Regions from separate parts of the Homo sapiens genome. Here region 1 is linked to region 2. A link is a loop called in an ENCODE intact Hi-C map of the cell type or tissue named here. Cell type or tissue: CD4-positive, alpha-beta T cell. All regions are shown on one strand. Links, peaks and the distances in the headings refer to the core of each region. The heading gives the core; the rest is flanking DNA. Region 1 has its middle 35 kb from the start of CD28. Region 2 overlaps FAM117B (family with sequence similarity 117 member B).

Region 1 (2,922 bases), core at 142-2,641, 1.1 Mb before region 2:
AGAAGACTCTGTCTTCCTGAAACAGCTTCTCATTCCCTTTGCTTATAACTTCCCATTTCTTCTACCTCAAATGGCTTTCCTTAGATGAAAGCTCTTCCTTCTTCTTTATTGATCCATGTCCTTCTTTCAAAAGAGATGCTTGACTCTCAGCACTCCCAAGAAGCCTTTACACACATTCAAACCAATTCCTTCTGGCCCTAAAAATGTAGAAGGTGGCTGGAACTCAAAAATAAGCCTATAGCTAAGGTTGCAGCTTAGATCTAAGTCAAGGATCAGCAAACCGTAGCCCATAAGCCATGTCCAGCCCACTACCTGCCTTTGTACAGCCCATGAACTAAAAATGGATTTTCCATCTATAAATGGTTGGGGGAAAAAAACAAAGGAAAAGTAATATTGCATGACATGAAAATCACACGAACTTCACATATCAATATCCATAAATAAAGGTTTATTGGAATGCAGCCATGCTTATTTGTTTATATATTGTTTATGGCTGCTTTCACACTACAGTGGCAAAACTTATTATCTATAAGAGACAGTATAGTCACAAAGCCTAAAATATTTACTATCTGGCCCTTAACAGAAAAAAATTTGCTGATTCCTGATCTATGACATTGAAAGAGTTAGAGATGTTAAATAGGAACATGTCAAAGAAATGAATTTCAGGCAAACCAACAAAGGCTATCAAGTAGCCACATTAAGATCTAAGTCCCAAAATCAAGACTAAGTGGTTACCCCTAGAAGCAGGATATAGGGGGCAGGAAAAGAAAAAAAAAACTGAAGTAATATACAAAGCAGACACTCTACACTTCGGAAGTGTGGAGGTAATATCTGTGCTGCACACTGCCACATCCCTGTACCTAGCCCACATCTTAGTGCTGGGCAGGTGCCCATTAACTAGTTCTAGAATGAATGAAGTAGAAGAGAGGAAGGAGAAACATAAAGCAAATGAAACAAGCATTGCATAGGGTTGGGGATAAAAGAGGGTCCCCAACAACCACCTGAAGTTTGTCTTCCCTGTGTAATATGTCACAGGTTCTCAAAAGTTAGCAGAAACCTCCATTTGGGAAGCTAAGTGTGTGCCCAAGAGACTGAAGAAATGACTAAATAACTATGGTAACTACCCCGATGCCCATTCAAGGTCACCTTTTCCACCCCTTCCTCAGTCACCAGATGCAAATATATTTAGTCCAGAGAATAAATTCAGACGAGATTAGCAAGGGGAAGGAAATCACATATAAAGCTCATGAAATAAACAGCGCCACTTGTCACTGCTGATCTTTGATTAACTGGCTCTTCTTTCCGAAACAGGGCCTCCTTTTCTTCTTTTTCTCTCTCTGTCTTTCTCTTTGTTTTCAGGTGACACCCACACATATCCTTCAGTGTTGGCAGAGATGCTCACTCAGATAACAACTGGAGTTCATGCTGCACATTTTCATCTTCGTGTGTCATCATCACCATGTAAAACCACAACTATAGGAAAACAAAGCTGTTTGCTGCTCTTCTTCTCAACTGACATTTCCACCCAGCTCATGATTTGTTCTTTGGAGCCAGAGGAGAGTTTCAATTTATCACTGAGATAGCTCTGCCTGATGAAGTGAGAGTAAAATCCAGTCCACTTCCACCCTGAAATCCATTCACCTTTCTTCAACTTTTTGTCCCTTCAAATTCCTAGCATTCAAGGGTCTTTCACAGAGTTTCAACAGGCAAATCAGATAGGAAAATGAGCTTCGGGAAGCACACATTCTGGCCCTGAGAGTTGCACCAAGAATGAGGTCAGCTTTGAAGAGCTGATATATTCTTTGATCACCTCAAGCAATTTATCATCTCAAGCAATTTTCAAGTGTTGGGCCCGGTGTCAACACCCTGAAATGAACAAAAGTCACTCTGAGAAATTGTGTGACCTTCTGCTCTGGACAGTGGCCTAGGTTTCCAAGTGCTAGGATCCTGTGAATCTTCAAAGAGAAAGCACATATTTCTTCTGGGTTGCCAAATCAGAGAAAGCTGAGAGGCCCCACCATTCACATGTGTTCTTGAAGGGGTATGATCCCAGTTCACTGCAGCCTCAGCCTCCTAAGTAGCTGGGACTACAGGCCTGCACCATCACGTCTGGCTAATTTTTTTTTTTAATACAGACAGGGTCTCCCTATGTTGTTCAAGCTGGTCTTGAACTCCTAGACTCAAGTGATCCTCCTGCATTAGCCTCCCAAAGTGCTGACATTACAGGCATGAGTGACCGTGCCCAGCCCCAAACTTTCTTATGAGCACCACTGTCAAAAAGTCAAGAGTTAGGCCTCAGTTTAGGAAACACAGACAGACATTAGAAGCAAAGTTACCAGACAAGGTTCTGGTCTGCTTTCCAGACCATCCCATTTGCTGCTGCATAGTGTGATGGTTAGGTCCCCATTACAATGAATCCAGAAGCTTCTTTAATTTTTTCTCACCTATCCATTATCTCTGATACCGACAAGATGGGAGAGAAGAAAGGGTATTGCTTTAAAAGGGAATCAATCTGTTTTATCATACTGGAGGGAAAAAGTGAATTCGGGGTTGTGGGCAATTACAATATTCACCCAGTTGGGTAGCTAGAATGTTGTGGGAGGTGTTAGGTGAAGCGAAGTTTGCATTTTATTTTGTTTTGAACTTGAGTTTCAAAGTACTAGAACCTTTTTACAGAACTGGGTTACATTATTTTTATTAGCATGGTAAAGGAGTGCTTATTGAGCAGATTCATTTAATGGCTTTTTTTTTTTTACCCATCTCGTTCCTTTCCAATTGATTTGATTTGTCTTATTGAACTATCCATGAGTAACCAGCTGAGTTCAGTCTTTCTTGGAGTAGTAAGAGACATATAAGCTCATCTTTTTCAAGTTTAATTACCTTTATTAAGTTTAATAAGCTTCATTTCACCAAAGAAAAGAA
Region 2 (2,922 bases), core at 98-2,597:
TGCCACAGATGTAGAGATCAATGAGCTAATTTGGAATATGAGGATGAGGGACTCCAAAAGACATATCTCCAAGGAAAATAAACAAAAGTAACTCTCTGCTATGTTTTTAATTATTTACAGGAAGTTTCCATTATCAAAACTTTCTTAGGGATAAATTTGTGATAGGTACATAGAAAACGAAGCAATCAAAATGAAAAACAATTTTAACCTCAAAGACCACAAAAAGTTATTTAAAAAGAAAATATAACTGTAGTATCCAACAAGGCTCTACTGTAATCAATATTTACATGGTCATAATAACATTAATACTGATTTAACCAAAAGATGCTACACCTACAATGGAAGGATTCGGTAGGATGGTGATTAGAGAATTAAGTGTACATTTTCCACAGTAGCAAGTCACTACATAATACATAAAACTGAAAAAAAAAAAAAAAAAAAACAAAAAAAAAACAGCTCCTAAAGCAGTAGTATAGCATATTATTTAGAAATGTGTAGGCCAGGCACGGTGGCTCACGCCTGTAATTCCAGCATTTTGGGAGGCCAAGGCGGGTGGATCACTTGAGGCCAGGAGTTCGAGACCAGCCTGGCCAACACGGGGAAACCCTGCCTCTACTAAAAATACAAAAATTAGCAGGGAATGGTGCTACACACCTACAATCCCAGCTACTCAGGAGGCTGAGGCATAAGAATTGCTTGAACCCAAGAGGCAGAGGTTGCAGTGAGCTGAGATCCTGACATTGCACTCCAGCCTGGGTGACAGAGCGAGACTCTGTCTCAAAAAAAAGAAAGAAAGAAAAAGAAATGTGTAGGTAAACAGCCAAAGAAACCTCTAAGAGTTGAAAGTGGTTGTTTCTAGGGGGCAGGAAGAGGGAGTGGAGAAAGATGTGACAAGGGAACATTTTATTTGATAATAAGTTCAGTGCTATTTGACATTTTAAATTATGCACACGTAGTTTAAAAAAATAAATTTAAATTTAAAAATATAGTATAAAGACAAGCATGCTATTTTTGCCTTCAAGTAGTTTGGAAAAGGAAGTAGCTTACTTTCTCAACTTCCTTCCCTTCTACTGCTGATTTACCTATCATCTTAACCTACGCCCTTACCTCTTCCCCTCCTCAGAGAAAAAAATGTCCTTGTTTCTGAGATTTCCAGACTCTACCATGTACTGGATCCCATGCCTCTCGCATTTTCCATAACCTTGCTCCATCTACATTTACCATCTTCTCTTGAATTTACAATCTTTCATTCTATAAATCCTTTCCCTAAAAGCTATAAACAAGCTGAAGTTTTCCACATCCTGTAAATAACTGAAGCTTAAGCACACCCTTCACCCAGTTTTTTCACTTTCCTTCCGTCCACATTAAAGTACTTTATACTCATTACCTCTACTTCCTCATCCTCCACTTTGATTTGTGCCCCCAACATGCTTCTCAAACTACTTTCTCTCACAGATCATTGACTAATCTACATGCCAGATTCAAAGGCCTATTCTCCAGGCTCAGCCTACTTCACGACATTTGAAAATCTTTCCTATCTCTCCTTGAAATACAATCTTTCTTTTCGGCTTTCTCAACACTATTCTACCATTTCTCCTCCTACCACATTTCACAGGTTTCTTCACTGGCTTTTCTTTCTACCCTTAAAAATGCTTGTTTCCTCCCAGAGTTCTATCTTCAGCATTTTCCCTATCATTTTATCCACCCTAGTGATTAGTCATTTCGAGTGTTGCCCACATGTAAATGCCTAGCATGATGTACATGTTAAATGAATGTTTACTGAACTGCAATAAATGAGTCCTAATTTTTACCCCCAAGTTCAAAGTGTATCCCTGAGTTTTAAAATGTTATTTGCCACAATCTAGAAAATTATCTGAAGTTCCTGAGAGCACAAACCAAATACATCCACAACTGAGTTCATTTTCTTTTCCCAAATCTGTTCTCCTCACTGTTATCAATTAGAACCACCATCCAAACTATCACCCTCAACTCCCCGTTTCTCAATCCCTACATCCAACAGTTTGCCAAATCAGTCTTTTCAATCTTTTTTACTCTTGCCATTCCCACTGCCATTCCCCCAAAATTCAGGTGATCAATGCCTTTGTGAGTTTCTCCTATCTCAAGTCACACTCTACTCATTTTATATATATATATATATATATTCTATTTATTCTAAGAATATAAATACTAGTAATAATAACTGTGAGTGCCTAAAGCCTTGGATGAGAAGGAAGACAATGATGTGAAAATATCTGGCTGGGCGTGGTGGCTCACGCTTGCAATCCCAGCACTTTGGGAGGCCGAGGCGGACAGATCACGAGGTCAGGAGTTCAGGACCAGCCTGTCCAATATGGTGAAATCCCGTCTCTACTAAAAAAAAAAAAAAAAAGTACAAAAATCAGCCGGGCATGGTGGCACACGGCTGTAGTCCAGCTACTCAGGAGGCTGAGGCAGGAGAATGGCTTGAACCTGGGAGGCGGAGGTTGCAGTAAGCCGAGATCACACCACTGCACTCCAGCCTGGGCGACAGAGTAAGACTCCGATAAAAAAAAAAAAAAAGAAAATATCTGCCAGGCGCGGTGGCTCATGCCTGTAATCTCAGCACTTTGGGAGGCCGAGGCGGATGGACCGCCTGAGGTCAGGAGTTCGAGACCAGCCTGGCCAACATAGTGAAACCCTGTCTCTACTAAAAATACAAAAGTTAGCTGGGCGTGGTGGCAGGCGCCTGTAATCCCAGCTACTCAGGAGGTTGAGGCAGGAGAATCGCTTGAACCCAGGAGGCGGAGGTTACAATGAGCCAAGATCTGCCATTGCACTCCAGTCTGGGCAACAAGAGTGAAACTCCATCTCAAAAAAAAAAAAAAAGAAAATAAAATATCTAATATTGAGATTCCTATACCCCACACACAGATTACAAAGATT

The links. Hi-C counts contacts between places; a loop is a spot of excess contacts. Peaks named below come from ENCODE experiments on the same cell type or tissue, not always from the same donor. Only the 100,000 strongest peaks of a DNase experiment are listed, where the experiment ranks them.
Region 1: a loop joins it to region 2, with 3 times the contacts of the local background. A loop is called at or near these places in 2 of 110 quality-filtered maps.

The regions. Positions count from the first base shown.
Region 1 is chr2:203,739,697-203,742,618 of GRCh38, reverse strand. No RefSeq gene overlaps it. Among named protein-coding and RNA genes, the nearest start is that of CD28, 35 kb to the right of the region's middle. In CD4-positive, alpha-beta T cell, for the core only: no CTCF peak of the experiment used is centred there; DNase peaks (open chromatin) are centred at 848 and 1,428; H3K4me3 peaks cover 1,000 bases; H3K27ac peaks cover 2,500 bases.
Region 2 is chr2:202,641,585-202,644,506 of GRCh38, reverse strand. The region is part of intron 1 of FAM117B (family with sequence similarity 117 member B); the gene reads right to left. Among named protein-coding and RNA genes, the nearest start is that of FAM117B, 8.1 kb to the right of the region's middle. In CD4-positive, alpha-beta T cell, for the core only: no CTCF peak of the experiment used is centred there; a DNase peak (open chromatin) is centred at 1,386; H3K4me3 peaks cover 1,497 bases; H3K27ac peaks cover 2,452 bases.